2 separate regions of the Homo sapiens genome follow, and region 1 is linked to region 2. Evidence: read pairs that join two places in POLR2A ChIA-PET (ENCODE). Cell type or tissue: OCI-LY7. All regions are shown on one strand. Links, peaks and the distances in the headings refer to the core of each region. The heading gives the core; the rest is flanking DNA. Region 1 holds the start of OR2A5 (olfactory receptor family 2 subfamily A member 5). Region 2 overlaps TCAF1 (TRPM8 channel associated factor 1).

Region 1 (16,803 bases), core at 4,606-12,605, 200 kb before region 2:
ACAAAGCTATGGACTAATTATTTTTGTATATATTTCCTATCTGGATGCTATCTCAAGAATCCTTTTCGAATTGAAGCTATATAGAGAATGTAAAATTTTATGTAGGATTCTTCTTACAGTTTTGTCTACTAGCAGGAACAATGAACACCATTTCATACCCAACCTCCTGTGTACTAACCTTCAACCTCCTTTGGTGGAGACCTTCCCCAATATCACCAACCAAATAAAAACAAAGACAGGCACAGAAAGTTGCAAACACAAAGAGCTGAGATTTTTTGAGAAACTTCCATTGTTCAGTAAGTATCATAATAATTTATGAATCATTAAAATAAAATTGGATTTTGTAGTTTTATAGTTGTTTAGTCATGAATTTTACCAGCTCTTAGTCTTACTATGTAATCATTTTTCATTTTCATTGTCCTTATATCCTTCTCACAAAAATACATCACTTCAAATCAGAGTCACATAAAGTCTTTCATTTAGCATTCATAAAAGTTATATAAGGCACCTAGCTGAAACCTTGTTAGCCACATCTGACCTAAAATAAAACTCAGGATTGAGGAGGCTATATTATTCCTAGAAGCAGACCTATTTAGCAAGTTGTAGCACAATTGAGATGTGAATCTAACATAGCAAGCATCTCAGCTTGCACCTGTGCTGGGTTCCCCCTTTCTCAGTCCTAGCAGCCTAGAGCACTGGTAAGGTAGGTCCATCACGGATCTGTACACAGGAGAGATGGGGACACTTCCTGGAAAAGCATTAATCACATCATAAAGGTAAAGAACACAGGTGGGTACACCTAATGATAGAAAGAAGACCAGAATCATAGGTAAGATGATCACTGAGAACAGCAGGGTGTCTCTCGTTCAGATTGTCCCTTTGGGGCAATGCCTTATGAGGCCATGTGATTTTGCAGACAGGCATTAGGAGGGAGTTACTATTGGAAAATGATGATGCTGCTAATGTGAGTGTTTCTACTCTTCCCAAAGGTGGTAATGAATCCTCCAAAGATGGGTTGGCTACAGGATGTATTCTTTCTGGTGTTAAGACTTTGGCTATAATACTGTAAACTCCGTTTTGTTCCAGACTCTGCCCCATCATGTGGATGTTGAGTCTAACCCCTGTTGAGCTAAAATTTGTAATGTTTTGGGCAGAAAGCTGCTAAGAAGCAGCTTGGGTTTGCAATCAGTACGATCCATAACACTCAGTTCTATTACTGGTTGCATAGTATAGGATAAGTTATTAAATCATTCTGAACTTTGTTTACTTATCTATTAAGTGGAGAAAATAATAGCGACTCCATTGTGATGTTTATGCAAGATAAACGGGGTAACATTTGTGAAGCAGTCAGTAGAACTTGCAGCCTAAAACAATGCAATTGTTTCTTTCACTTTCCCCCAGACCTTTAAAAACTGATTAATGTTGAAAATATGTATATATAAAGCGGTCATAACACCAACATTTAATTAGTTTGTTAAAATCCTACAACTCAAATATGGAAACAATTAATAGAAATTTTTCATATACTCAGGTATTTTCTGTAATGTATTCAATATATATATATATATAAAATTAGAGCCACTATTAAGACCTGCTAGAGAACATTTCTTTATAATTTATCTATATTTGTCACTTTCTGTAGAAATGTAGTCTTTTTGGTCTATTCTTTCCCAATCACTTAGAACTGACATAGGATGAATTATACCCCCTGATTTTTCCACTGTACCCTAGGTAAAAAAATTCTGAATCCAAATCTATTGCTTATGTTTTATATGAGATGAACTATTCTATATGTTTCCTCTTTCCCTTTTCTTTTAAAGGTTTTAAGCAGAACATGAAGTATACATATTTTAGGGAATGTAATAATTTTTTTCAGATATAGTTAGAAAGTCCTTTCTATATGAAAATACTGCCTGTTTTCTCTTTCTAGCTTCAGAGTAGTGCACACAATAATTCCATAGTGGTTGATAGTTAAATTTAGATCCAGTATTTTTTTTTAAATTCAAATTGCTCTCTTTGGGAGGGGCAGAGCAAGGTTTGTGAATTTCTGCAGGCCAAAAAATGTCCTCACAGTATGGAGATATGAAAACAAAGACCATCACCAGAGGCAGAATGTTTAACCGAGATGAATGGATGAGCAGAATAGTCAGCAACTAGGCTTTTTGAGAACTGAAAAGAAAACAGTGCATTTGGAGAGGGGGTGGGAGGAAAGAGTTCCCCCTTTGCTTCTTTCTTTCATGGAAGAAGAAATATATGAAGTGATAAGAATATATTTTAAAATTGTAAAAATAGAAAAGGTACAGGCAGCAGATAATGTAATAACATCATGGGTCATACAGTTGAATTCACACAATACTACAAGGGTTGAGAGAAAAAAGAGAGAATTCCAAAAGGTACCATACTCAATGTGTTAAAGAAATCATATTATCATATTATGCTGATCATTTAGGACTCAGACTTGTGTTAAAATAAAACAAATTACCTGTCCATGTCATTCTGACCACTTGGGTCCAGGAAAAGTGATTTATGTCACCTGGAATAGCTTCTCTTTGGAATTTTGTTGAGGTTCCTGAAAGTCTTTATCAAGACTTGACATGTTCTTGGTTCTAAGCGGTGGTCTATGATGTTACATCAAGCTGTCAGTTTCCCTTGATGCTTTCTTCCTTTGCAGTATTTTCTTACTACTACAATATTTTATGTAATCACCGTAATGATAAATTGTCACCTACACCCGGCTTTGCGATCTGAATTATGAAAAAGGTAACTATCCCTAATAACATTCTCTCATATTTATTTTAAATGCAAAATCTTTCCAAACTCTTTCTAATTAAATGGTGCAGAATTAAGTGAAATGAAACAAAGATCCTGATATTTCTCTGCCTTTTATATAAAAAAATCTATACAATTAAACTTTGCTTTTTACAGAATTAGATTTGTTAGGGTGATTTAGATGAACTTCCAGTACTAATATCATCATCCTTAGGCTTTAGGTTCCAAACCAGGCATTTTCTATACTCTTAGTTGTTGTTACATTCCCAGTAGAGGGCTGCTTAACCAAGGTCAGTATTTATTCTGTGTGATTACAAGTACTCTCTTATAGTAGCATATGGTATGGGATTACCAGCATATACTTATGGCAAAAAGAGATGGAAATAATAGAGGAATTTAAGAGGAAGCTTGAGAGAACTAAGCCTCAAAAGAACAGAAAGCAGATCCTGGGTAGGGGTGGGACCTGGGAGTAGGAGTTCATGGCACTTTGCACCTCTGCTGCACCACACGGCTCAGCGCCTGTCTGCATGTGCTTTGTGATCTGCATGGTACTCCACGTTTAGGGATAGAATCCAATCAATATACATTCTTGATATCAGAAATCTAAGAGATGAGACTGTAAGGCATTTACACCACTGTTCCTACAAATCTCATTGGGAGCAAATCTTCAACCCTCTAGACTTTCCCTGGCATCCCTCACTTTGATCTCTGTTTCCACAACACTCTTTTCAGGGCACCCTTGACCTCTGCGTTCCTCAGGCTATAGATCAAGGGGTTCAGCATCGGGTTGAAAAGGCTGTAAAACAGGGAAAGGACCTTCTGCTGCTCCTCAGGGTGGCGGGACTTGGGGGCCATGTACATGACAATGGCGCTGCCAAAGAAGAGTCCCACCATGCAAAGGTGGGAGGAGCAGGTGGAGAAGGCCTTTCTGCGGCCCTCCCCAGACTGGATCCTCAAGATGGCCGCCAGGATGCGCGAGTAGGAGACCAGCACCAGGCAGAGCGGCCCCACCAGGATGAACACTGAAGCAGCAAAGATGACCACCTGGTTGAGCCAGGTGTCAGCACAGGCCAACTTGAGGACAGACAGGATTTCACAGAAGAAGTGGTTGATTTCATGGGGCCCACAGAAGGGCAGCCTCAGGATGAGAACCACATGGACCAGGGCCAGAAGGGAACCACATGCCCAAGAAGTGACAGCCAGGACTGTGCACACTCCCCATCTCATGATGACAGAATATTGCAGAGGGTGGCAGATAGCCATGTACCGATCGTAGGACATCATTACCAAGATGAGACACTCAGTGTGAGCAAAAGCCATGTATAAAAAGGTCTGCATTGTGCATGGGACAAAGGAGATTGTTTTTCTCTTGTTCAAGCCAAGGTTTGTCAGCATCTTGGGGACATTGTTGGAAGCATACGAAATATCAATGATGGCCAGGTGTGAGAGAAAGAAGTACATGGGGGTGTGCAGTCTGGAGTCCAGCCAGATGAGCCCCAGGATGGCCCCATTTCCCAGCAGGGTGAAGACGTATAACAGGGAGAAAAGCCCAGAGAGGAGCATCTGAATCCTTAGGCTGAGTGGAAATCCCAGGAGAATGAATTCTGTGACCCATGTCTGATTTTTTGTCATGCCCTTGTGACAGTACCTGCGTTGGACTCTGCTGTGGCAATGAGCTATGTGCTGAGGAGCAAATGCAGATCCGGATTAGTCAGTTAACAGAAGGAGGGGGTTTATGGTGCACACAGGGTGCTGACTCAGTCAGCAAGGTTTTTCGGAGCCATTATGCCAAATCCTTTAATCCAGAGTAAAGCAGAAAATAAATTTGGTTCAGAGAACTAGTGTAAATGCAGACAGGGTGATGTATACTATATCCAGTCCCACAGAATTTTACTTAACTTGGATTGCAAGACCCACATTTTTGCTATCAGAAGGGCAGCCACAGAGTAAGTTGTTTTTCAGAATGGCTAGCCATTTTATTTTAGAGTAAGGATCACAGCCATGTTCTTATGTGTTTTACTTTCTAATTTATTTACTTTGCATATTTTCCCCCACTTTCTCTTCCATATTTGGTTTTCAATTATTTTGTAATTTGTGCAGAGTGCATTGCACATGCAGGTGCTCCAGTAAATGATTAGAGAAAATACGTAAAAGCATGAATTAGGAAATGAGGTTTACAAATGCAATTTCAAAGAGGTTTCCTTCCCTGTGTTTACTAGTTTTAGGGAAAATAAAGCTTGCATTAAATGTTTTACTTCCTGAAGCAACTCAGGAAAATCTGGCTGTTTCCCTTTGCATGCAAGCCAAGAAAGTTTGCCATCACTAATCCAGCAAGCATTCACTGAAGTCATTTCTGATATATGGCCAGGGCAAGTGGTTATCTATGTGAAGAGTTAACAGGATAATATTCTGATTCCTGCCTTCACCCCACCCCTTTGCAGGGCTGCTTCCCTGGTTCTTACCAGGTGCTGTTGCTGGCACAATGCCCACTACACTTGTTGGATGAATTGATGGATGGATGGATGGATGGACGAATGAAAGGCATTACGTTAGGAATAACATTCAAAGAGCATATCCTAGATTTCAATCAAGTCTTCAGACTCTTCTTAAATTTTCTCTGCTTGTCATTCCCCCAACCACATAGCCACAGGGGCTATAGAAAGGGGAAACCAGGATGTTTCATAGAAGTACACAAATGTTAAATGATCAATGCGTCATTCTCAATGTGCAGCTTATGACTCCACCTCTGCAAATGCTAACTCCACCTTTAGCCCAGGAAACTGTCTGCCAATAAATTACCTCTGTATCTCCCATTCAATGTACTGATTTCTGGAGCCCTGCCTTCATCCAGACCCTAGCTTCTCTAAACTACCAGACTTTGCAAAAGACCCTTTACTCACTGTGGTATCAGGCCTGGTCTTGTCTCAGAAATATAATTCTATTTAGAGAAATTGTGCAGAGATCACAGGAGCTTTTGAAGGCCAGAGCTGAGGATCTTGCTCCCACCAGCAGCCCCTGAGAGAAGGAATTTCCAGATGCAGGAGTTGTCTCTCTTTTCTTAGCATAGGCTGATGCAGACTGCAGCCTGCTCTCTGGGAACACCAGCAGTATAGGTTTTATGGTGGGGTTATCTCCACTCAAGCCTTCACGGATTGTCCCTGAGGACAAGGTAGAGTCCCTAAGGGAAACAGGATACACAGCAGTCAGACTCTGTGTCTACCAGAACAAACAAAAGTAGTTTATCCTCCTGTCTCCATTTCTCTGGGCCCTGGGGATGGGCATTCAGAAAAAAAAAAGCTGGCAGGTGATGGCTTAATAACCAGCTGGATCTCTACACATAAAACTCTTGTAGTAACAAGAGCATGCATTCTCCAGGGGCCACATTGCAAATTACACCCCGTAAGTATTTGGATTGTGATAAGTTCGTGGATCTCAGTCTTGCCCTGGATGGATTAAATGGAGCTTGGAGGAGGCAGAGCATCATGCTTCTGTCATAAATGCTTGAAAATCTTCTCCTTCTTAGTTAATTCTAACTTGGTATTGATAGATTAGAAAAAAAATACTTCTATCAACCCTCCCACACTGTGGTGAGAAAGATTGAGGCCTTTCCACATAGTACCTGAGATTTGATATAGGGTGTAGGAAATAAGAGAAGACAGAAGCCAGAGTAAGGCTGGCCTTGAAGAGGTGTCATGGGAGAAGCCCTGGTGTTTCAAGGGCAGCAAATGTGTAACTCACACCTTCACCTTTACTATGATATACTCCTAAAGTTCAACAAAACTTTTGATATAATGATGCCTCAGGTGTAAGGGCTGTGTTTATATTCACATAATAAAGCATAGACAGAGGATGCCTTGAAAATGTTTCTGATTATCCCCTTTATGTGTACGTCCCTTATGTGTATATGTATTATGTATATATCTGTGTGTGTGTGTGTGTGTGTGTGTGTGTGTGTGTTTGCTGGTTGGGCAACATTTTAGAGAGAAACATCCAAATCTCGTTTGTCAGAACACACTGGGTTCTTTACTCCAGAGAGATGTAGGTTGTTAATGTGTGAGCTAACAGGGGAGACTCGGAAATATGCCTATCATTTTGGCTCACAGACTATAAAGGTTTCAAAGCAGGTGTATTTCTATGCACAGAATAAAGAAGCTCAATGAATATTTGTCCTGAAATCTCTGGAAGAATAACAAGAAAAGTTTTGTAACTATGGACAGTGGTTAGAAAAAATAGCTGAAGCACTTAACAAAAATAAAGTAAGCTTACTAACTACCTAAAACTGGAGGACTAAATAAAATATTGCCAGGATGCTTTTCAATTATTCATATATTATCTACATATAGATATTTTATATCCACAATTATCCATGTGTAGATACTGAATAATTAATCATTCATTTATTAATTCGCTCATTCAATTTACATTTATTGAGCATCTGCTCTGTGTGGGATCATCCTAGACACTGGAAAAGCAAACACTAGTGAGATACTGTCTCCATCTTCCAAGAGTTTACGGTCTGCCTACAAGTGAGCCATGCAAATAAGCGGTGTAGGACCTGGGATACACGTGTGCACAGTATACTGCAGGCAGCAAGGAAAGGTGGGGTAGATCCTTCTGAAAGTGGATAGGGAAAGGCTTTGCTGTGGATGGAAAGTTTAGACACTCTTCAGGAAGACATGCCAGGCTGGACCTCACCTATTCAATTATGCCTGAAGTGACATCTGAGTCTGGAGATTTAGAAGATTATAAGTTATTTTCCCATTGGTACCGGAGGAATTAGGTCCAATCTAGGAAGGCTTTGACTTTGCATGGAGGAGTTAAGAGATTTCAGTGAAAATTGTAAAACTGAGTAAGAATAATAAAGAAGTAACCACAAGAAAAAAAGACACACCAGGATGCACCTTAAGGTATAAGGAGGGCACAGCAATAAAACCAATAATAATACTGGGAAAGAGGTTCAAAAATGAGCTTCTGTTGGACTTCATTGGAAATAAAGAGTAGAACGATTTGACTAAGATATGTTATTACAAAGATTAATGTTTGGTTAATGTGAAGGATTGTTTAAAAGAATGAGATTGGATACTGTGAGCCCAAGCTATCTGTAGAGTCTGCATTTTCAAGTGACAGTGAGTACCTGAATTGAGATGGTATCCATGGGGACAGGCTGGAGGGAATGGGTATGGAACATGTGAAGGAAATGTAATTATCAGCATTCAGTGACTTGGTGTGTGGTGAGGAAGCCAAGCAGAGCTGGGGTGCTCCCCAGGTTTCTGGTTTGTGTGCTCCCCAGGCTTCTGTTTTGTGTGGCTGTATATAAAGTGTTTTCACTCAATTATATGAGGAATAACTAAGGAAGATATTATTTAAAAGCAAAAGTTAAAAAAAGAATATAATTTTGAACATGATGGATATTTAGGTGGACGAAAAATAAAGAATTAACTAAATAGTTTTGGAGTTTATTAGAGACATCCGGGTCAAAGTACAGATTTAACAGATAGTTAAAGTCATGATAATGGATAAGAGTATTCAAGGAGAGCAAAGCAGTTTTAGCGAGAAAAAAAAGAAGGTCAAGAACAGTATCTTAAGAATAACCAATATTTTAAAGATGGACAGAGAAAGATACATCTCCAAAAGGGAACAAGAAGAAAGATCAGAGAGATAGGTGGGAAACTAAAAAAATAAAAATAAAGAAAATCAACAAGCTATGCTCTATGTTATCCCAGGAGGCAAACTAAGGTACTCATTTTAACCATATCAATAATGCTAACTCTATTTTTTAGAAACAAGAATATTTTTCTGTAAAAAGCTACATTTAAGTTAATACTTATAGTAAACATAAAATAAAATCAAAGTTACTAACAGAAAGCTGTTGCTATCCTTCAAGAAAAATATAGCAGCTTTTTAGCATAATTTCCCAATTTCATTGACCCTTACAAGGGGTACAAGGCTGTTAATCAGAAATACAATACAAATCTGCAGCAACTTCATTGTGAAAATTAAAAGTAATTGTTATTCTATAAATGAAATGAGGGCTCAACTGAAAGAATGTCATTCCAAGGGCAGAGATGGCAGATGACCAAAGATTTCCGAAGTGAGGCTCATCGATAATTCAGAGGCAGAAATCCACTGTGCTCAAAAGAGCTTTTAACAGTACCTTGGGAGCACATCTTATACTCTGGCAACCCATAAACATTATTCTTAATTCCACAACACACTCAGAAAGGCTGATGATTGGGAGACTAATGGAATTTCGCACCTTTTTGCTTCTTCTCCAATTATAGGACAAAAGTCAACACAATCTCATATTTCCTGGGACCACAGTATGGACTTAAAGACCAATAACACCTTCAAATGCAGAAAAAACAGTATTAGATATTGAGTGCATTAGTAAATATAATTCACGAAGATAAATTGTATGTCTGTTAATTTCTTGTTTTCTTTTTAATTTTATTATTATTATACTTTAAGTTTTAGGGTACATGTGCACAACGTGCAGGTTGTTACATATGTACACATGTGCCATGTTGGTGTGCTGCACCCATTAGCTCATCATTTAGCATTAGGTATATCTCCTAATGCTATCCCTCCCCCCTCCCCCCACCCCACAACAGTCTCCGGTGTGTGATGTTCCCCTTCCTGTGTCCATGTGTTCTCATTGTTTAATTCCCACGTATGAGTGAGAACATGCGGTGTTTGGTTTTTTGTCCTTGCGATAGTTTGCTGAGAATGATGGTTTCCAGCTTCATCCATGTCTCTACAAAGGACATGAACTCATCATTTTTTATGGCTGCATAGTATTCCATGGTGTATATGTGCCACATTTTCTTAATCCAGTCTATCATTGTTGGACATTTGGGTTGGTTCCAAGTCTTTGCTATTGTGAATAATGCCGCAATAAACATACGTGTGCATGTGTCTTTATAGCAGCATTACTGGGTATACACCCAAAGGATTATAAATCTCTTGTTTTTTTGAAAACCACTCAATTATCAATCTTTGCCTCTAACTGCTAAGCATTTGGTTGACACCGTAGATAATGAAGAAATGTTTCTGAAAGCATGGCTCATGCGCTACCAGCATAAAAAGAGTACTATACCTTTTATGAGGCATCAAAATGTACCTTGCAAATGCTAAAGCTCAGCATAAATGTAAAGTGCTACTTAAGAAACTTTTAGGCATGCAAAGAATCTTAAAGACGATTTTATCCACAGATGTCATTTTAAAGGTAACTCTGAAGCTAGAGAAGATATGACTTCATTAAGACTAAGGGCAGATTTAAGATGAGAACCCAGGCATCTTGAAGCTAGTGTATTCAAAACGGAATGCATAATTTTCTTTTCCTTGTCTTACCTATCATGATAAGTTGCATCACTGCCACCTGCAAGTTACTCAAATGAAAAACTGAGTCATTCTTGATTCATCTTACTCTCCAAAGTTGAAGTCTGTTCACCTGCTCTTTAATGCCACCACCACAATCTACAGTCTCCTGGGGTGCATGGATAAAAAAAAGAGAGAGTGTTGACCTTCATATTTATAATTTATATATTTCACACTATTTCCAAATTGAATGATGTAAGCAGATACAGATTCACTATACAAAATAAAATTTTATTGTATAACCTTAGATTTGGTTCCCGTTCTGGACCGCACAGCCTGTAGTGTACTATACATAATGTTTTATTATTTACATAATTATCTTATAAGTAACAGAAATAAATGGAACCTTTGTCTTAAAATCATTATTGGTTAAATGAGAACACTTGATCTGTGCCTTTCTTAACCTCTGTGAGGTTTCATTCTGGGCAAACTTGACAAAATCCACTAAACTAATAAAAGTATCCTATTAGTATTTTAAAATGCAAAGTATAGTATATCTGGTAAAATATATATTAGTATATAGTATATGTAGTATAGTATATACTAGTATATAGTATATGTAGTACAGTATATACTAGTATATAGTATATGTAGTACAGTATATACTAGTATATAGTATATGTAGTACAGTATATACTAGTATATAGTATATTATCTCTCCTGCTTAGAAATCTTCAGTGCCCTCTCTTTGAGCAATGTACAATCCAAATTCCCTTTGAATGCTTTAAAAGCACTAAATGATCTGGCCCTCCCTGCTTCTTAAATCATAACTCCGGTTGTTCTCATCTTTGATCAGTGTGTCATTGCCACACCGAACCTAGAACAAATTCTAGGTCACGTTAACCTATTTCCAGCATCAGTGTTTTTACATATGCTGGTCCCTGTGTCAAGAGTTATCACTTTAATTAGCTCTTATCCCTTCCTCCCCCAACCACATTGCTATTATCTAGCAGAGCGGCACATACAGTAAACTAGAATTTGTGTGTCTTTTCATTATTTGCTTCTTTGCCTCTTCTACTAGAAGCGAAGTTCATTATGGGCAAGGACTATGTCTGCTTGTCCATTATACTGAAGTCCCACTAGCTTGTCACAGTAGTTAGATGCTCAATTGACTTGCTGAATAAATAAGTGAAAAAATAAATGATGCTTAGTTTTATTTCATAGTGACTAATTGAAAAACATCAAGATCATTATATGTTAGTCACTTTCTTTACGTTTTTCATGAAATATGCACTTTTATTTAAAAATCTTGTTTTTATGGCCTTAGAAAAGCAGACTGTACTCATATCTTTTTGCTCATGAATTGCCACTGCTATTAAAATGACTTGCAAGAAACTCAGTTGCAGAGCTTCTTCCTCTGCCTACGTTCTATCCTGTTTCTTTCTCCTGATCTCCCTTTGACTTCTTTCTTCTCCATCATTTTCTCCCATCTCCCTTGTCGTTTTCTTTGCATGCTTGCCTTCTCACCTCCCTCTCTTACTTTTATCTTTAACCTTTCCTCATTGTCACTTTTCTTCCATATATTCTCTCGGGTCCTGTCTCCACAGCAGGGTATCTTCTCTCTTCTGAATGTAAATTGTTTCCAGATTTAATTGAGATCATAATTTAATGAAGAATCTCAAACAAGGGATTTGAGGTAATGAGATAACAAATAGCAAAAATAAATGAATGACCCCCACCCAGAATATCAACAACAAAAACTTATCAGCAGCCTCAGATCCCAAAGCTCCGGTGTTAACTAATGTTGTGTACACATGTCCTCTACCTCCCCAGTCTACCTATCCCTAGGAAGGCACAAATGTGAGACCATGCGTAGGCTACCTTAGGCAGAAATCCCACTGACTCAGTGATTCCTTCTCTCACAGGTAGCCTGATTCTTCATTTCAAGAAAAATATAATTTTAATTTGTCCTTCCCTCTTTCTTGACAAATAGCTTATAGATTAATCTTTAATAACATAATTAACCAATAGATCTTTTGCAAAAGTCTAATGCTGAATTCCTCACATTTATACCAACATTCCACATTAAATGTTGGCTGGGCATAAGCCATGTACCCGTATCCAGGAGGGCTCATTTGTGACCCAGTGTTATTGTGGGATAGCAGCCACCACTCCCAAGGCTTTTTAATTTTTAAGTTGTTTCATGTTTTCAAGTCTGGACACATTATTGTCACGGAAAGTAGCAATATAAATGTCTTTTCTGTTCTTAAAAACAACCTGCATAACTGTATAAAAATCTGAAATGCCTGTATATTAATCAAAGATTATTGATTTATCATTGATCAAGAGAGTAAGAGGAGTTTCATATTTTAATAATTAGAATGGGCATAAGTCAAAGAGAATTCAAGAGTGCCTGGAAACTGGAGTTCAAAGCAAGTTTTTTCTTCAGTTTTCTAGATTGATATCTGGTTGCAAATCATAAGATTTAATGATTACTGATATGGAAAGGACCCACGTACAGAATGTTCAATATCCCCAAGGGCTCCAGGCCATAAGATATCTCCTCTTCGTCACTCAGAGGAGTTTAGAGGTTTGAGATTTGGTGTATCTTGCTCAGTTCTCAGTATTTGAACAACTACAGAGGAGTTGGAATTATCCATTACAGTGAATTACTTATCAGTCAGCCTCCCTTTGAATTCACTTGAAATAAATAAAAATTATCTAACTTAAATTTGTATATTCTTCTTAGATGTATTCTTTACATGTTTAGTTGTTAACTGTATCTGAAAGGCTTGAATTGAGTACACATTTATCTCTAGAAAAACAACACCCACCTTCTAAGCTTTACTAGTAACCATAATTGAAACATTGGTTCTATTATTGATATGTGGCAGGAACCTTGTATATATACTCTCATGCAGCATACCCAAAATGAAATGACTTTATATGAATAAGAAAATTAAAAATCCAAGAGCTTAAGTAACCTTAAATGCACATCAAATTCCATGCTCTTAACCACTGCCCTATTCCATGTCTATTATGTTGCCTTTGGGAAGCGTTAGGAGGCACATTAGTGTCACATGGAAAGATGGTCTTGCTGTCTGATTGAGTTTCACGGGCCTTAGTGCTTCTCATGCAGAACAACTTTTAAAATGCTTTTGTCTTTCTTTTATTTTAAAATACCACCTGTGCTCATCATGGAAGAAAATGAAATTCACCCATCAGGCCACACCTCAAAGGTAGATTTGTTGACATTTGGTGGTTTCTTTTTCCCAATTTTCATATATTTTTAGCTTAATAGACCTCACATTATACATAAAATTTCTGATGCTGTTTGCCACTTACCATGATAATCTAGGCAATCTATCAATCAATATAATTTTAACTGATGATTCTCTATGTGGCTTTGGACAAGATAACTAACATCTCCAAATTGTTTTTCCATCTGTAAATTGGGTATAAAGTAATATTGCAGAGTTCTCATTAGAGCTAAGTTGAAAAATAAAGAGGTAGTTATTATAATATTATAAAGTTATTCTTTAAAAAGATTGATTCAATTAATTTTTCCATTTTTAACTAATTTTTTTAAAATTTTATTTTATTTTATTTTATGTTCTGGGATACATGTGCAGAATGTGCAGTTTTGTTATATAGGTAAATATATGCCATGATGGTTTGCTGCAACTATCAACCCATCACCTAGGTATTAAGCCCTGCAGGCATGAGCTATTTATCCTGATGCACTCCCTCCCAACTAATTTTTTTTTTTTTTTTTTTTTGAGACGGAGTCTCGCTCTGTCGCCCAGGCCGGACTGCGGACTGCAGTGGCGCAATCTCGGCTCACTGCAAGCTCCGCTTCCCGGGTTCACGTCATTCTCCTGCCTCAGCCTCCCGAGTAGCTGGGACTACAGGCGCCCGCCACCGCGCCCGGCTAATTTTTTGTATTTTTAGTAGAGACGGGGTTTCACCTTGTTAGCCAGGATGGTCTCGATCTCCTGACCTCATGATCCACCCGCCTCGGCCTCCCAACCAATTTTTTAAACAACTCCCTGCTTTCATGTTTCTCTCAGTGTGCCTGCATATAATTTCTAAACTGTCTTCAACAATTTGATAGTCTAAAACTACAACTTTCTAATTTGGATATGTCTGATTACTAGGAAATTTGAATGTAACATTATTGTATTATTGGGCATTTGCATTTCCTATCCAGAGTGCCTGGCTCAGGACCTGGCCAATGGAAAGCACTCAATAAATGCTTGCTGAATGAATGAAAAAAGTAGTTAATATCAGCAAACCGTGCATATAACAATATTTGTTATTAATTTACATGCACTTTTTATTCATTAGAGTTATGGATTCTGTGTTTTTGTTTGCTACAAATATGTTTCCATTTAATGTTTGGGTTTTTATATGGAGAAACTGTAATTCTTTTAGATTTTTCATTGATTTTAAATTTTACAAATTCATCCAGTGGATTATATGATTATTAATTCCTTTGTTTTCAAATAGAAATAGGTTAAGATATCTAATTGGAATTAGAATTAGAGAAATGAGTTTATGTTTAGGTAGAAAATTCAAGCATGATATAAGTCATTGGCATTGAAAGAATTTTGAAAACTTCCAAACTCCCTTGCATTATTTTAAGTTGACATCTAAAAAATTTACTATAAGTTTAATAGTTTCAAAGGATGACTTTGTTTTAAGAATAAAATTTCTTCTCTTTGTCATAATATTATGTAATTTTTACAAATAATTTATTTTAAAATAATTTTACAAAAAGTTGCAAATATACTACTGACAGCTACTGTATCTCCCTAATTCAGATTCCTGTATTTCCTTCTTTTGTCTGATTGCTCTAGCTAGGACCTTCAGTATTACGTCAAATAACAGTGGTGAAAGAGGGCATCCTTGTCGTGTTCCACATTTTAATGGAAGGGCTTTCAGGTTTTCCTCCATTTGTTGTGATACTAGCTGTGGGTCTGTCATAGATGGCTTTCATTATGTTGAGGTATGTTCCTTCTATCACCAGTTTTTTTAGGGTTTTTTTATCATGAAGGGATGTTGAATTTTATCAAATGTATTTTCAGCATCAACTGCAATAATCATATGGTTTTTGTCCTTCATTCTGTTGATATGATGTATTCCACTGATTGATTTTTGTGTGTTGAACCATCCTTGCATCACAGGGATAAATCCCACTGGTCATGATGAATGATCTTTCTAACATATTGTTAATTTATAAAATGAGAAAGAAGAGAATGTACCTGAGTATGAAAGACTGAGAGGCAGGGAGCATCATGGGGCGTACTCTCCTCCCTGGGTCTTCACATTGGTTATTGATTTCTCTGAGTTCAGTCCCAAGCCTCACTGTCTTCTGCTCTAAGATTTTGCAATCTAAGCCTTATCTTCAATTTTTCCATAGAATAACCTCTAGGCTCCTGCTTAGGGCACGTTTTTGCCTAACCGAGTGGTGGTGGTAAAGAGGACAGAGGATTCAGCTGCTGTAATAATAGATTTTCAGCTTACACCCCTGTTTTCACCCTTTTTGTATTCTCGTTCTCAACTATTGCTAGTCTGAAGTTTCCTGAGGACCCTTGAAAGGAATGCACTGTGCTTCTAAGTGGTTTCTCTTTTGCGTGCTTGTTAGCTGGTAGCTTCTTATCTGATAAGTTGGTTACTACTCCCCTTGTGCCTTTCTGTATTGAAAAAGAAATCTGCAGTTTCTCTGGTCTGCTTCTGTCTTCCCTCTAATTTTATATTTTTCTGTGGATTATACCTTTGCTTTTTTGCCATTTTAGTGGTAGCTGGGGAGGAAAAAGAGATAAGCATGTATGATAAATGTTCTCTGCTTTAAGAGACCACTTATAATCACCTAAAATTGTATATTTCTGTTAACTAATTCTTCACTCTAAGAACTTTCTCTCTAAAACCTCTGACCATCTGATCACCCTATATAAATTAAATTGAATTTATCTAAACAAAATTGCCTAACATATCCAGGAAACTTTTTTGACTATTAGTACCTTGCTGGCTTACTTTTTTCCAGGAAGTATTTTATAAGTGTCAGTATTGTTTACCTTTCAATAATGAGCTGAAGCCTCTTTATAAAATTCCATCAGATATATCTTGGCAATACCTCTACTGACTGGACTGTCTATATTAAATCGAATCCACCCTGGCTTCTTTTTTCAATTACCTTAATCTCAATGCTGCTGAGATGTCAGACAGATGGTAAGTGTAAAAACCAATGTGAATGAAAGCTCAAAAGAATTGGTTACTTCAGCAATAAATGTCAGTCTATTTCATAAATTGGCCTTATAGACCTAAACTTATTTCTCCAAAGTAGCTTAAATTAAATGTTTTTCATCACAAATTGAGTAATTCGTTCAATTGAATGTCCAAACTGGCCTGTATGTGGATAAGCACATTTCCTGGGAGTGAGGGATCATTTGGCACATCCATCAGGTTAATTAAAGACCAGAGGTAGCCTGAGTCTGGGGTTGGGGTTAGTAAGAGTATAGATATGCTTTTCATATCTATATTGAGGATTTGATCTATAGCACACCTCCTCTAGTTGCTAGTCAACAAGACAGAGCTGAGAGGCCCAAAGTCTAGACTCAAATATAAAACTAATGAGAAAGGCCTGATCTATAAGAGACATATTAAGGCCTTCTGGAGTACTCTCCATCACTTCCTCCCTCCCTCAGTGGCTGTGAA
Region 2 (16,803 bases), core at 5,782-13,781:
GGGGTTACATATACTAAGTTCACTTATTATAGTGGTTGTTGTTGGACCCTTTTTTATTTCCAAATCTGATCTGTATTTTTCTTTCTCTTCCCAGCTCCAGGAAGCCTTTGGTTGGGAGCCATTCATCCGTCTCTTCACCGAGTACAGGAACCAGACCAACTTGCCCACAGAAAATGTTGACAAAATGAATCTGTGGGTCAAGATGTTCTCCCACCAAGTGCAGAAGAACCTGGCTCCGTTCTTTGAGGCCTGGGCCTGGCCCATCCAGAAGGAAGTGGCTACCAGCCTGGCCTATCTGCCTGAATGGAAGGAAAATATTATGAAATTGTACCTCCTCACACAGATGTAAGGAGTGCCCATCGAGGTGGCAGGTAGAGAGGTTTGGGGAGGTAGGCAGAGGTGGGGATTCACTCCTCTACCTCTGCCTCCCAGGGTCTGGCCTTGTCCTCTTAGTTCATTGCCCTATACCTTATTACCGACCTCTGTCTCTAGGAAGTGGGTTCAGAACACAGCCAAAAGTGGAATCAGAATTTCTCAGGTGCAAGGGCTTCTGTTTCTGCATCTTGTTCGTCTGCTTTCAGCTGTCACATTCCCTCCTGACCCTGCACTGGCCCAGTTCCAAGAGCTTTGGCACCTGCTTCTATATCAGCCCTGGATTCACCATCATAGGTCATAGCCCAGAGGGGGTAGTTCTCATGTTGGCATCCTGAAGACTCCCTTTGGGCTTTTGTTTTTGAACAGTTGTTCCAAAAACTTGACCATAAAACTCAACTGGAACACAAATTTACCGTGAGACCCAGATAGCTCTTGGATGGACTCATATATTTTGTGACTTGAGTAGTTTTCAAAGTAGACAAGCATTCTGGTATAGTGGGAAGAGCCCAGAACTAGGTAGGGTTAGCTCTCGGGAAAGTCATTTCAACTTGGTACTCTCATTTCCTGTGTGTAAAATGGGGATAAAAATTCCCAGTTCACAGGGTTGTCGTGGAGGTTCAGAGTGATAAATTCTGAAGAGGCTTGTGAGGTCTGCAGAGCATGTCATCTAAGGGGATTTTCTATTTTATGCTGGTCCACAGGATAATGAGCTTACTACTTTCCATCCTGTCTCCAGAATTTAGAGGTTAGGATAACTCTCTCTACAAGTAGCTTCCCTGTGTTCAAATCCTGGTTCTTTCACCTACGAGTTGTATAACCCTGGCAATTTCCTTAACTTCTCTGTGATTTAGTTTTCTCATCTATAAAATAGGATCTATCTCATAGGATCATTGTGAGGATTACATTTTATAATACCTTTAAAAAGCAATGAGAACCGTCCCTGGCAGGTAGTAGGTGTTGAGAAAATGTCTGCTGCCATTATTATTATCTAATTGACTCAATACTCTTTATGAGCTAGACTTTATTTTTAGATGACATTTACAGAGGCAGTTGTAGTTAATCCTAGCCCATCTTGCACTTTATACAGCAACTTCTGAAAGGATTCTGCTATGTTGCCTTATGAATCTAAAGGAAGAACTCTAAATTCACAATGGGTTTTTTTAAATAGCTAAAAAATTTTGTTTCTTTTTAACTTAGATTTGTAAAGCTATTTATAAGAACCTCATTGTGAATTTGGAGCTCTTCCTTGGATCTCCTTATCCAATTGTATTTTACAGATCCAATTCCTTCTTTGATTAAATCAAGAGTAGATGTCTTGAAGAAACCAGATCAATTCCATAATGACATTTGTCCTTAGCAAACAGAGGGTATCTGGTTTCATGACAGTGTTTTTATTTCTGTAACACAGATTCAAGACATAGTGCCTGTCAAGAGTTACTCAACAGTTTGGCAGACGAAGTCCACACACATAGAGGACTTTACTCTGAAACAAGATGATTGGATAGAGTTGACCCAAACTTATTTCTTTTTAATTTTATTCAGAATCCCCTATTTCTTTACAGTTTTAACTAAAGTTGGGTCCTTTTGGTTGATGTCATATACATCCAGCCAGTTTTTCTTTAGCTCACTTTTTATTTTAGTTATTTTAATATATCATTTTATTTGCTTAATTGGTAATTGGGTAGATATGTAGACTGTAAGATTTGACCTATAGAGTTTTTTCTTTGGATTTTTGTTTGTTTGTTTGAGATAGCGTATCAGTCTTGTCACCCAGGCTGGAGTGCAATGGCACCGTCTCGGCTCATTGCACCCTCTACCTCCCAGGTTCAAGCGATTCTCCTGCCTCAGCATCACAAGTAGCTGGGCTTACAGGTGCCCACCACCACACCCAGCTAATTTTTTGTATTTTTAGTAGAGATGGGGTTTTGCCATGTTGGCCAGGCTGGTCTCGAACTCCTGGCCTAGGTGATCCACCCACCTCGGCCTCCCAGTAGATTTCTTTGTCATGTTATTTGTCGGTCCTAGGATTATTTCTCCTGATTGCACAAATATCCATTGCCTAGGTGCTTTAAACATGAGACATTGGATATTTGTTCAACATTTAAAATAATTGTTATCAATTATTGGGTGTGTACCAGTTATTGTAGTGATTCCTTTCTATAGATTGTTTCATTTAATCTTCACAATAATCTCATGACATGGCAACCATTATCACTCCCATTTTATTTTATGAACGAGAGAACTGAAGTTAAGGAAGATAAGGTAAATTATCTAAGGCTATATTGCTAATAAGTGGTTGATCTGGGATTTGAATTCAGGCATTCTGATTACAGAATGGGCATTCATAACTACAGTGCTTTGAATGACCCCATCAATGGGTAAATAAAGAAGCCGACCAGCAAACCAAAGGATCATTATGTTCCTACTTGCCAGAGCTTTGGCTGCATATACTTACCTATCATCTACTTTTATCAGAACAAAAAATCATTTTGTTTATCCCAAATGACAATTCAAAGAATTTAAGGTAGGCTCCTGAAGTGCTTCCCAATAGATAGTGCTGGAGTGAGCCCTTTAGCATCAGCCAGATCTTTTAGGTTCTGCATTACTCAAGTTTCAGTTATTCTTTCTAGGGTACCATGAAAGTGTTCTCTAGTTTGTTGGATTTTGAATGATGGACTATTTCAGTGAAGTGCCTGACTCCCAGAGATCCCAAACACTGCATGTTCTCAGAGAGGAAATTAGATCCTCCATCTTTGAGAATATGTGTATCCATCCTTGCCCTCTTTAATATATTTTTAGCAGTACATCCCGGGGATATATTTAAAATATAAAGTTATCCATGTTACTTCCGTGTCTAAAAGCCTCCACTGGAATTTCTAATTTGAGATAATGGAGTAAACATAAGTTTACCTTCCCTCCCTCCCCAGGCCCCACTGAAATTGAAGTCAAGAAATGCAAAAAGGAACTGACACATCTCAGCAAAGAAAACTGAAGGGATTTGGTTATAAGTGGAGAGGATCTCAGCATATTTCTGGAAGATAGAAAGTGGATGAAGCATGATAATGAAAGAGTGAAGAACCTTTCAGATAAAATGTAAGCTGATCTGAACAACATAACCCCAAAGAGACTTGCGCACCTGAAAAGCTTGTCTACTGAAGAATTACTCCAGTTGTAAGATTGAGCCCTCTCCTACTCTCCCCCAACTCTTATGCACAGAACACAGGCAGTCTCCACTATTGATACCAGTTAAAAATTTCTTGTTATTGTTGCTGTTGTTGTTTGTATAAAGGAATTGAACAGGCTGCTTGCAGAGAGATAAGAGTTGGTGCTCCAGAAAAAAATTTCTCTTCTAGTGGAAATAAGTGCCCCTACCCCCAGCCGGTCAGCTAATTCTCTACTGACAGCTGAGACCTCCTACTCAAGTGCCTGTTGCCTTCAGGTATAGAAGAGGTTTCCTGAAGAAACAGACCTAACTGTACAACAGCAGAGGAAACCCATGCCAACTGTTATACAAGTTAACAGTTATGTTGATTTTTAAATGGGAATGGTGAGTTAGAAATTCCCAGACATGGGCGATGGGGAGGGAAGAGGAATAAGAAAAGTCACGAGGTAGAATTAGGGGCCTTGAAAATATGACAAACTCTGAGGGAAACAAAGACAATGTGGAAAGAATAACTTAATTTTAATTCCATCTCCAGAGAGATTTGAGGTGTATTTAAGATGAAAAACAGGATACTACAAAGAAACGGAAAACTCAGGAGTTCGAGACCAGCCTAGGCAAGATGGCAACATCCCGTCTCTACAAAATAATTTTTAAAAATTAGCCAAGCATGGTGGCATGTGCCTGTGGTCCTAGCTACTTGGGAGGCTGAAGTGGGAAGATCACTTGAGCCCAGGAGTTCAAGGCTTCAGTGAGCCATGATGGTGCCACTGCACTCCAGCCTGGGGGACAGAGTGAGACCCTGTCTCTTAAAAAGCAAGAAAAGAAAGAGAAGACTGAGAATAAGAAGATCTCTTTGAAAATAAAATAAGACTGCTAAAAGTATTTGGTATACAGTCTGGAAAATAAAGTTGAGGGAATCTCTCCAGATAAAGAGCAAAAAGAAATAGATAGAAAAATATAAAGAAAGAAAAAAGACATAGACAATCAATATGTAATGTTAGGAGTTCCTGGAAGAGAGAACAGAGACAGTGTAGGTGAAGAAATAAAAAGAAAAAGAATTGAAGAACAGAGCAAGCTAAGTCTCCAGATTGAGAGGGCCCAATACAATCTACATCTAGACACAATATTGTAAAATTTTGGAATATTAAGGATAGAAGGAAGATATTAAAGTGGCCAGGGAGAAAACAAATGAGGTCATCACGATTAGCTCAACACAAAAATGGATGAGAAATAGACTGCTAACAGATTTGTCATCAGCAACACTGAATGCCAGAAGTCAATGGATCAACATCTTCAGAGCTTAAGGAAAATTTTTGTACCTAGAATTTCATAGTAAGGCAGACTGTCAAGAAGAACATCAAAGTGAAGACATTTTCTGTCAGGCAAATTTTCAGAAAGTCTCCTTTGCACCCTTACTGAGGAAGTATCTTGAGGAAATTCTCCAGCAAAATGAGGATGAAAACCAGGAAAGAAGAAGAAATGGGATCCATAAAACAGTGGACCTTACTTAGGATGTCTCATTCTAGAGTGACAGCCAAAAGGGTATCTCACCCTAGAGTGACAGCTATCCAGCAGACTAATTTCAGATGAGAGCATACTGTCTCGGGCTTTCTGGGAAGAATGTGCATTCAGTGCCATAGATAGTATCATTGAAGAGCTGGGATGCTTGAGAAGATTATTTAGTCAAGAAAAAAGAAAGACAAATCAACAATATGTCAAAAAATTCAGGTCCAATTATAGAGCAAAATAAAATGAGGCATGATTTTGAGTTATTCATGAAGAATAAGAAGAGGCTTGATAGGTACATTTCCTTTTCTATGGCACAGGCATGATGATATTGGGTGTGTAGGGAAGAAAATATCCTAGCTTATACTAGGCTCCCAGTAAGAAGTATTTAAATAGCCAAAATAATGTGGATATCATTTATTAGTATTCAATGTTCAGATCAGCCTATTAACAAAGTGTGAAAGGTTTCATTTTTTATTCAGAACTGAAGTTGAAAGTAATTAATGCTGACAAAGGGAAAGAAAGCAGAAAGAGATTGAGAATTAGAGGAAGAGAAGTGGAATCAAAGGTAGAGATACTTATATATTCAAAGTGGGGATGAAAAGATCTTCAGTTAATGGAACAAGAACTAGAGGATTAGTGTATTGTTCAAAGCTATAAAATCAAACCAATAGATGTATTAAAAAGTGATGTAACTATCAGACATTTGGAGAGAGATGGACAAAGGAAAGTGGCGATAGTGTAAGTTAAATCCTTATCTTTTGTAATGGGGAATTATTAAAGATGTTGTAAAGTCAGTAAGTCAAGAAATTATTGCTCAAACATATTATTTAAAGTTAGAAAGTTACCAGACGATCTAAAATAAATATTGTTAAAAGCATTACCTCTAGGGAATGGGATTTAGATTTAAAAAGGGTGGGATGGGAAACTGTGTTTTTCATTTTAAGTCCTTCTGTACTATTTAATTTTTTACCTTGTGCATGTATTACTTTGAAAAAATTTTTAATAAACCCAAATAAAAATCTTCCAGTGACTTCACATTGATTAAGATGCAACCCAGCTAAAGCCTTTAAAATGGTTTTCAAGGTCCTCAAGTATCTAGGTCCACTTGATGTGTCCAGGCTCATGATATCTCCCCACAAGTCTCTATTTCCAACCAGATTAAGTATCTTCCAGTTATTAAAACACACTTCACATTCTTTTGTTTGTATAGGTGTTCCACAAAAAACAAAGCCTACTGCTGATCTCACCATGTCTGCTGAGTAAGCTTACCATCTAGTGGGTTTTAATATTTGTTGAATGAAGGAATGTCCAATACAGCATTGAATGAAGTTTGCCAACTTCATTCTTTTCCAAGAAGGCCTTTGATGTTTGCCCCTGTTCTGGGAAACATTTCAAGAAGGACCATCCAGGGCCCTAAGCTTTCCTGCACTCCCCTTCATTTGACAGCTTTAATAAGTTTTAGTCTTATATGAGGCCAGCTAGTGTCAGAGCATTTCTGTCCATCTGTCAGTCTCCCTGGTGTACTCTTTGCTACTTTCCCTGAACATCGTAACCTCTTTTCAGCTATTTTTAACCCTGTACTTGGGAGAAACAGCCAACTATCTAGTGGAAATCTTTAGGCCACCAAGTTTCTTTTTTTTAAGTTTTATTTTACTTTTAATTGACTCATAATAATTGTACATATTTATAGGGTATAGTGTGATGTTTTGATACACGTATATATTTTGTGATGATCAAATCAGGGTATTTAGCATATTTTTCACCTCAAACATTTATCATCCCTTTGTGGTAAGAACATTCAAAATCCTCTCTTCTAGCTATTTTGAAATATACAATATAATATTGTTAACTATAGTCACCCTACTGTGCAATAGAACACCAGAACTTATTCCTATCTAACTGAACCTTTGTACCTGTTGACCAGTCTATCCCCATCTCCCCTGCCCCACTACCCTCCCAAGCCTCTGGCAACCACTATTCTACGCTCTGCTGCTATTAAATCAACTTTTTAAATTATAGAATCCACTTTTGTGTGAGATTGTACAGTATTCGTCTTTACATGCCTGGCTTATTTTACTTAACATAATGTCCTCTGGGCCCAATTACGTTGCCACAAATGACAAAATTTCTTTTTATGGTTGAATAGTCTTCCATTGTATATATACACCACATTTTCTTTATCCATTCATCCACTGATGGACACTTAGGTTGATTCCATGCAACTACTGTGAATAATGCTGCAATAAACATGGGAATGCAGATATCTCTTCCACATAACTGATTTTATTTCCTTTGGATATATACTCAGTAGTGGGATTCTGGATCATATGGTACTTCTATTTTTTAACTTTTTTAGGAACCTTCATTCTGTTTTCCATCATTGCTGGACTAATTTACAACAGCATATGAGACTTCCTCTTTCTTCACATCTACCCCAACATTTGTTATTTTTTGTCTTTTTGATAATAGCCATTCTAACTGGACTGAGGTGATATGTCATTATGGTTTTATTTGCATTTCCCTGATGATTAGTGATGCTAAGCATTAGTATGTCTTCTTTAGAGAAATGTCTATTTAGGCATTTTGCCCATCTTTAAATGGAATTATTTATTTTTCTGCTATTGAGTTATTTTTCTATATATTCTAGGCATTAACCCCTTGTCAGATGCATAGTTTGCATATGTTTTCTCCCATTCCTTAAGTTAACTTCAATCTGTTTCCTTTGCTGTACAGAAGCATTTTAGTTTAATATAGTACCATTTCTCTATATTTGCTTTTGTTGTATGCTTTTGAGGTCTTATTCAAAAAATTCTTGCCGAGACCAATGTCATGAATTGTTTCTCCCATGTTTTCTTCTAGGATGCTTACAGTTTCAGGTCTTACATTAAAGTTTTTAATCAATTTTGAACTAATTTTTACATATGGTAAGAGACAGGGGTCTAATTTTATTCTTCTACATGTGGATATTCAGTTTTCCCAGTGCCATCTATTGAAAAGCCTCTCCTTTTCCTAATGCATGTTGCTGACACTTTTGTTGAAAATCAGTTGGCTGTAAGTGCATGGATTTATTTCTGTTCTGTATTCTGTTTCAGTTATCTATGTGTCTATTTTTATACCAGTACCATGTTGATTTGGTTACTATAGCTTTATAGTATATTTTAAAGTCAGGTAGTGTGATGCCTCGAGCTTTATTTTTGCTAAGGATTACTTTGGCTATTTGGGGTCTTTTGTGGTTCCATAGAAGTTTTAGGATTTTTTTTTCTATTTCTGTGAAGAATAGGGATTGCATTGAATTAGTAAATTGCTTTGGATAATATGGACATTTTGACAATATTAATTTTTGCAATTCATTATTATCTTTCTATTTATTTGTGTCCTCTTCAATTTATTTTATCCATATTCTATAGTTTCCACTCAAGATGTTTCACCTCCTTTGTTAACTATATTCCTGGGTATTTATTTTATAGCTATTGTCAGTGGATTGCTTTCTTGATATCTTTTTTTAGGTAGCTTGCTACTGGCATATAGAAACACTACTGATTTTTGCATGTTGAGTTTGTATCCTGCAACTTTATTGAATTTATTTATTCTAACAGTTTTTTGTGGAATCTTTAGGATTTTCTATATATAAGATAATGTCATCTGCAAACAAGGACAATTTGACTTCCCCCTTTCCTATTTGGATGCCTTTCATTTCTCTTGCCTAATTGCTCTGGCTTGGATTTCCAGTAGTATGTTCAACAAAAGTGATAAATGCGGCATCCTTGTCTTATTGCAGATCATAGAGGAATAGCTTTCAACTTCTTCAGTATGATGTTATCTATGAGCTTCTCATTTATGGCCTTTATTGTGTTGAGGTATATTACTTCTACATCTCATTTGCTGAGAATTTTTATCATGAAGGGATGTTAAATTTTATCAAATTTTTTTCTTTGTCTATTAAAATGATTATGTCATTTTTGTCCTTCATTCTGTTAATGTGATGTATCACATTTGTGATTTACATATGTTAAACCATCCTTGCATCCCTGGGATGAATCTCACTTGATTGTGGTGAATTATTTTTTCAATATGCTGTTGAATTTGTTTCACTTATATTTTGTTAAAGATTTTTGCATCTATGTTGATAAAGGAGATTGGCCTGTAGTTTTCTTTTTATCAAGTTATCCTTGTCTGGTTTTGATAATGTTGGCCTCATAGAATGAGTGTGGAAGAATTTGCACCTCTTCAACTTTTTAGAATAGTTTGAAAAGAAGTGATATTATTATTTACATGTTTGGTAGAACTTAGCAGTAAAGTCATCAGTTCCTGGGCTTTTCTTTGACGGGAGACTTATTATTACTGATTCATTCTTGTTACACATTATTGGCCTGTGTAGGTATTTTATTTCTTCATAGTAGTTCAACTTTGGTAGGTTGCATGTGTCCAGGAATTTATTTATTTCTTTTAGGTTTTCCAGTTTATTGGCATATAATTGCTCATAAAAGTCTTCTATGATCCTTTGTATTTCTGTGACATCTCCTTTTTTAGCTCTGATTATATTTATTTGAGTCTTCTCTTTTTTGTTAGTCTAGCTAAAACATTTGTTTATCTTTCAAAGGACCAACTTTTTGTTCTACTGATTTTTATATTATTTTCAGGCTCTATTTCACTTATTTCTGCTTGATCTTTATCAGTCTTCTCTTCTAGTAGTTTAGGGTTCAGCTGGCCCTCGTTTTTCTCATTCCTTGAGGTGCCACATAAAGTTTTTATAAAAGATTCTTATACTTTTTTGATGTAGGCATCTATTGCTATAAACTCCCTCTTAGAATAGCTTTTGCTGTATCCCATAGGTCTTGGTACATTATGTTTCCTTTTATTTGTCTCAAGGAATTTTTAAATTTTCTTTTTAATTTCTTTATTGATGCCCTGGTTTTGTAAAAACTTGTTTTTAGTTTTCACATATTCGTATATGTTCCATAGTTCCTCTTGGTATTCATTTCTAGTTTTTATTGCATTGTGGTAAGAGAAGATACTTGATAAGATTTTGATTTTTTTGATTGCTTGAGATATGTTTTGTGGACTAACATATATTCTATCGTGGAGAAAAGTTCCATGTGCTGTTGAGCAAAATGTACATTCAGTAGTTATTGAGGGGAATGTTTTATAAATATCTGCTGGGGCTATTTGGTCTAGAATGTAATTTAAATCTGATAATTCTTTGTTGATTTTCTATCTAGATGATCCATCCATTGCTGAAAGAGGGTGCTAAAGTCCTTTTTTATTTTATTTTAATTTTTCTCTCCCTTTAGATCTCATAATATTTGCTTTATATATTTACTTTATATATTGGGTGTTCTGGTGTTGTGTGCTCATATACTGACAACTGTCCTAACCTTCTGCTGAACTGATTTCTTTATCTTTCTTTATATAATGACCTTCTTTTCTCTTTTGACAGTTTTTTACTTAAAGTCTATTTTGTCTGATGTAAGTATTACTACCCCTGCTTTGTTTTGGTTTCCATTTTCACAGAATTTCATTTTCTCTTCTTTCACTTCAGTCTATGTGTGGCCTTATAGGTGAAGTGCCTATCTGGTAGGCAGCATGTTGCTGAATCTTGTTTTTTTTTTTTTTTAATTTAATCCATTCAGCCACGGCGTATGTTTTAATTGGGAATTTATTTCATTTACATTCAAAGTTATTATTGATAGGTAAGGACTTCTGCCATTTTGTTCATTATTTTCTGGTTGTTTTGTTTATCCTTTGTTCCTTTCTTCCTCTCTCATGTTTATCTCTGTGGCTTGATTAGGGTATTTGTTGTGTTAAGCTTTGATTCCTTTCTCTTTCTCATTTGTATATCTGTTGTAATTTTTTCTTTGTGATTAGTATTGGGGTTACATTAAAAATCTCTCATACTTATAATAGACTATTTTAAGCTGATAACAAGTTAACTTTCATTGCATACCAATACTCTAGACTTTCATTCTGCACCCAAATTTATAATTTTGTTGCTTTAATATACATCTTTATATATTGTTTATTCCTTAACAACTTATCATTGCTATAATCATTATTACAATTTTCACTTTTTGGCATCCCACAGAGCTGCATTTTTTTAATTATTATTATTTTTTAAATGGGGTCTCATTATGTTGCCCAGGTTGGACTCAAACCCCTGGGCTCAAATGAGCCTTCCATTTCAGCCTCCTAAATAACTGGGACTACAAGCACATGCCACAGCACCCAGCTGTTTTGGCCTTTAACCTTCATACTAGAGGTTTGAAACATTACATATCACCATTGCAGTAATGAAGCATTATGAATTTGATAATGCATTTATCTCCAGCAGTGAGATTTATACTTCATGTTTTTTTATGGTAGCAATTATCATGAAAACTTTTTTTTCCAATAGAAATACTCAAGCATTTCTTGTAAGTCTGGTCCAGTGGTAATGAGTTCCCTCAACTTTTGCTGATCTGGGAAAGACTATTTCTCCTTCATTTCTGAAGCAAAGATTTGCTGGTATAGTATTCTAGGCTAGCAGCTTTTTTTCTTCTAGTATTTTAAATATATCATCCCATTCTCTCCTGGCCTGCAAGGTTGCTGCTGGGAAATCTGCTAATAGTCCAATGGCAATTCCCTTATATGTGACTTGATGTTTTTCTCATGCTGCTTTTAGTATTTTTTTCTTTGTCTTTGACTTTTGACAGTTTGGTTATATGCCTCAGAGAGGACCTCTTTGAGTTGAATCTTTGTGGGATCCTTTGAACTTCATGGATCTGGATGTCCATATCTCCCCAAGACTTGGGAAGTTTTCAACTATTACTTTGTTAAATAAGCTTTCTTTGCCTTTCTTCATCTCTTCTTCTTAAGTTGCCAAAATGCAAACATTTGTTCACTTATGGTGTCCCATAAATGCCATAGGCTTCTTCATTCCTTTTTTTTTTTCTTTACCTCTGACTGGACTATTTCAAAAGGCCTGTTTTCAAGTTCAAAAATTCTTCTGTTTGATCTATTTTGCTGTTGAAGCTCTCAATTGCGTTTTTTTATTTCATTCATTGAATTTCTTGGCCCCAAGATTTCTATTTTGTTCTTTTTTATGATATCTCTCTCTTTGTTGAATTTCTCATTCAGATCATGAACTGTTTTTCCCGATTGTTGAATGATCCGTTTGTGTTCTTTCATGTCTCACCAAGTTTCCTTAGGCTCACTATCTTGAATTCCTTTTCAGGCAATTCATAAATTTTTATTTTTTTATTGGGGTCAGTTACTAGAGAATTATTGTGTTTCTTTGGTGGTGTCATGTTCCCTTGCTTTTTTATGTTTCTTGTATCCCTGCACTGGCATCTGTGCATCTGATGGAATAATCACCTTTTCTAACTTGGTAGCATAACTTTCAGCGGAAAAGACTTACACCTGCAGATGTGTCCTAGCATGTTGGTTGGGTAAGGTACATTTGTTTTTGTTCTGGGTGGATGCAGTAGTGTAGTCTCCATGCAGCTTCTTTAGCTGTAGTTAATGTCAGTGGTGCCTGCAAGTACCTCAGTGGCCTTGGCTGCAGAAGTTTGTGTGGCTGGTATGCCCACTCAGCTGCTTGTCCCCTGAAGGCTGGGCACTTAGCTGGTCTGTTTTCTGAGGATCCATGGCTGGTAGGTTCTCCTTCGGTGCTTATCTCTTGGTGGCTGCATAGTGAGCTGGTCTGTGCTCTAGGGAAGTGCAGGGCTGGTTGTCCAGTAGCTCTGCTCAGTTGCTGCTCCTCTGGAGGCAAGGCACCAGACTGGTTCATACTCACTACCAGGTTACCAGGTTTTTTGTGTCCTACTATCCCTAGTTTCTTGGTAACTGTTCCTTCTCCATCTTCATTAACATTTCTGTCTGAAGGTAAATATTTGTATAATACAAAGACCTTTTCTTACCTGAATTAGCATCTGTCCTATTTTCCATGTATCATAATAGAGATTTACCCTCACAAATGGGAGTAGTTTCCAGATTGCCCATGTTATCACAGAAATAACCCAAATTATTTTATCTTCTGCCACACCACTGAGTCTGAATTTCTGTAAAGAGAAATTGAAATATGTCATGAGTTTACTTTCCTCTGTTGTCTAACTCCCATAGTCAACTGGAGCTCTCTGATGAGTATTGGCCTTGCAGCCAATCTTCAAAGCAGTATTTATCAGAAACACTTCCTATCTCCTCTTCACGGGATTAATCTGATCTATTTAGTGCTTAAAGCAATGTCCTCACCCAAGGTCAAAACCTCACCTAATATATGTACCTAACAGGCCAACAGGTAACTAGGCCTTAGATGTTGACTCTTTTTTGCCAACAAAAGTAGCAGACTCTATCCCTTCTTTCAAGACTATTTCCCTCCTCTGTTCTCTACTCCTTACAAAGCCTTTGTACTCCTGCTTGGCTTCTACTCTTAAAATGATTTCTTTCTTTGACCCACATCATTGCAGTCAGTCTTCAATAGGGAGTGGGCAGAAGGTGATCTTCAACTTCTCAGAGATCTTTCTTCTAACTACACAAAAAAACAACTTACCTCACAATCAAGACAACTAAGAAATGCTTCCTATGCATTTGGATTCTTGTGCATTTCAGTGCTATAAAGAAGCATTTCTTTGATAGGAAAGCTTGAGTAGCTTAAGTTATTGATGTTCTAGTCTGAGACTGGGTGCGTTTCATAGGTGCTCATTATATTAGAAATAAATAGAATAAAGGGATGAGTAAATAAATGAAAGATAAATAGAGGTTGGGAAGCAACTGCAACTTAAAAAAAAAATGTAGTGACCAATGATGACAGTTAGGAACCAAGGTTTATTTTAATACAAATATGTGTACCTGAAGGTCATTAAAAAGTTACTTCTATTCTTAGGAACTCAAATATACATAATTGGTTAAGAAATCTGTACATGTAGGTACTAAAAAAATATTTCCATGAATCGCTTAGTGACATAAAATTCATTTTTCACATACTGCCAAAATTATTTAGAATATTTAAAGTCTGAGATAGTGCCCAAAGGGGGTTAGGGGAGGACAAAATGATCAAACATACAATATAAAAACAATCTATAAAAGAGTCTAGAAGAGATCTCACAGGTTTAGAGAGAAGACCCCTCTTCTTCCTGAACAGACCCCGTAGGCCAGGGCCCAGCAGGCTTACCTATTGTCTGTGGTTTCTGTGCTGCAAACAGGAGCCTAAAACCTGCAAATAGGTTATAAACCTTTTCTTGACCCTCCACCAAGGTAGATAGGCAAGTGGAGCTTTAATAAAACAGAGTTTTTCCTTTTCTTCTTGCTGCTTGTGTAGCCTTGGAGCCGACCTATTCCAAAGGAGAAAATAATAAGCCTTAATTAAGGCTTTTGACATTTAACCACAAGACAACTGGCACTATGAGCTTGTTGCTCTCAACACCTAGAGCAGAGTTAAATCTCAGATCCTCATAGAAAACTCTGAGATAAACTATTTCAGCTGGCAAAAGCATTAAAAGACAAACAACTGACTTGTGTCCGTAATGTTAGAGTGACCTTTAGCAGAAAGCCTGGTGGATCTCTAGCACTGGTAAAAGTACTTTTGGCTATAGGGCATTATTAATGTTATTAACGCACTAATAGTACATAATATTATTAATGCCCTACAGCCAAAGACCAATGGAAACACACCTATAATTAAACAAGTTGAATCTGTTGTTCATTGCAGCTAGGGAAAATGCACACCATAGAGAACTGTGGGTATATCAGTAAAAAGGTGTCAGAAAGAACCTATTATAGGCTGTGGGCTTTGGTTGGATAGTTTTGGGAAGTGTCTGAAGAAGGGAGACTTTGTTTTGGATGACATACTGTCAAGAACCAGAAACAATTCTACAACTACGATCTCAATACATATACAAGGAGAGCTGACTAAAATAAGCATAAAGGCTGGGCGCGGTGGCTCACGCCTGTAATGCCAGCACTTTGGGAGGCCAAGGTGGGCAGATCACCTGAGGTCAGGAGTTTGAGACCAGCCTGACCAACATGGAGAAACCCCGTCTCTACTAAAAATACAAAATGAGCCGGGCATGGTGGCGCATGCCTGTAGTCCCAGCTACTCAGGAGGCTGAGGCAGGAGAATCGCTTGAACCCAGGAGGCTGAGGTTGTGGTGAGCTGAGATTGCACCATTGCACTCCAGCCTGGGCAACAAGAGTGAAACTCTGTCTCAAAAACAAACATAAATAAAATGAGAATAAAGCTGCGATTGGTTTCTAAAACGTGCAATTACTCATTTTAGATAACAGAAGGATGATCAGTATTTTGTGGGTTGCATGGTGATCGTGTATGTGCCTTACTTTATGACGGTCTCTGAGTGACCTTATCTGATGTTGATGTTTTCTGAAATTGTTTTTGTACAATGGGAGAACAATATGGCCTCGCTGTTAGCGCCAGACAAGTTTCTGGATGGCAGGAGCTGCTGCTTTTTTTTTTTTTTCTCAGTTCAAAGGTTTAAAAAGGGAGAACCTTTGCTCTTCTTATAGAGATTCAAGTCTGCATTTCTCTTGATTGACCACAAGGGACAGACTGAAAAAAAAAATAATAGCAGAAAGTATGCATGATGTACCTTGGGAAAGGATAGTTCCGTACAGATCCCCTAGACTTGGTGGAAGTCTTGGGGCAAACCAAAATGAAATTAAGACTACACGTCTCAATATATAGTGAAAAGCCTTGAGAAGGAATGATCTTGATGTCACAGGAACTTTGTAATTAGTCCACTGGGAAATAATTGTTTACATTTTCAAATAAGTAAATAAATAGACAATAATAGTCGCTGGTCCCATAGGAGTAGGGATTTAGACTCACTCTCTGTAGGAATTTTCTTATATAGTATTGACCTACTATGACCCTCAATTCCCATACACTATCCCCCGGCATATTGATATCTACAACCCTTGTGGGATTGTGAATGAAGACATTTATATTACACTGATGTAGGTGCAATTAAAGAAAATTGGATCTACTGAGCACCTGTCCAATGAACCTGATATTTCAAAGGCAGAAAGAGAAAAAGGACATCCACTCTCATTCTTGGGCTAACTCAGTTCCACTGGCTCCAAGACAACTGAAATCTTCAGGACAAAATCAAACTTTATGTCTGGTCTGGTGGTGGGAGAAACAGTTTATAAATGTAAGAATATCTCTTCTCACCCCCACCCCAGCCATGTTCCTTACTAGAGGAAGAAAGTTTCAGTACCTCTGGAGTGGCAGTGATGTGTTCCAAGACATCCTCTGTGATTGGAATATAACTGGCTCTTACCACGTATGTTTCACACACTTATGATCCAAACAGAAAAAAAAAATGTATGCCCAAGTATATTTTACAGATATGCCAAAAGCAGAATATGAAAACTTTTATAACTCTGAATTAGGGCTGGCCGCTTGTCAAGAGAAGCAACAAACTCCCCCATTGCTTCAAAGTTCCACTGTTTTCAATGAAGACGCAGGCAGGAACTTGCCCTTGGAGATAGACCATGCTACAATTGGAATAAAAGTTATTATAAATGTACTAAAGAATGAAACTTAATGGGTGAGTGTTTCATAGATACTCTCAAGTTAGTAACCTTGCTTTTTACTTCCACTACAACACAATTTTAGTAATTACACTTGAGAGATTTAAAGTGAGGAGATATAATTATGACAGTACTTGTGTTATTCTGGGTCCTCCAAGAAGCAAAAGCCAAGACAGGATCAGATATGCGAGAGATTTATTAAAGGAAATGCCTGTGAGAGAAAATGTCGAGGG

The links. Peaks named below come from ENCODE experiments on the same cell type or tissue, not always from the same donor. Only the 100,000 strongest peaks of a DNase experiment are listed, where the experiment ranks them.
Region 1: POLR2A ChIA-PET joins it to region 2 with 10 read pairs; 2 of 35 experiments call an interaction of 5 or more read pairs at or near these places.

What each region holds. Positions count from the first base shown.
Region 1 is chr7:144,038,000-144,054,802 of GRCh38, reverse strand. It overlaps OR2A5 (olfactory receptor family 2 subfamily A member 5), which reads right to left and starts at 5,855. Exons shown (of 2, transcript NM_012365.2): 1 at 5,670-5,855; 2 at 1-4,452. The coding sequence starts at 4,401. The coding sequence ends at 3,466. In OCI-LY7, for the core only: no CTCF peak of the experiment used is centred there; no DNase peak of the experiment used is centred there.
Region 2 is chr7:143,840,642-143,857,444 of GRCh38, reverse strand. TCAF1 (TRPM8 channel associated factor 1) reads left to right here. Exons shown (of 9, transcript NM_014719.3): 8 at 95-345; 9 at 3,303-6,070. The coding sequence ends at 3,312. LOC112267988 (a long non-coding RNA gene) reads right to left here. Exons shown (of 3, transcript XR_007060571.1): 1 at 14,193-16,803; 2 at 12,943-13,083. Among named protein-coding and RNA genes, the nearest start is that of TCAF1, 53 kb to the left of the region's middle. In OCI-LY7, for the core only: no CTCF peak of the experiment used is centred there; no DNase peak of the experiment used is centred there.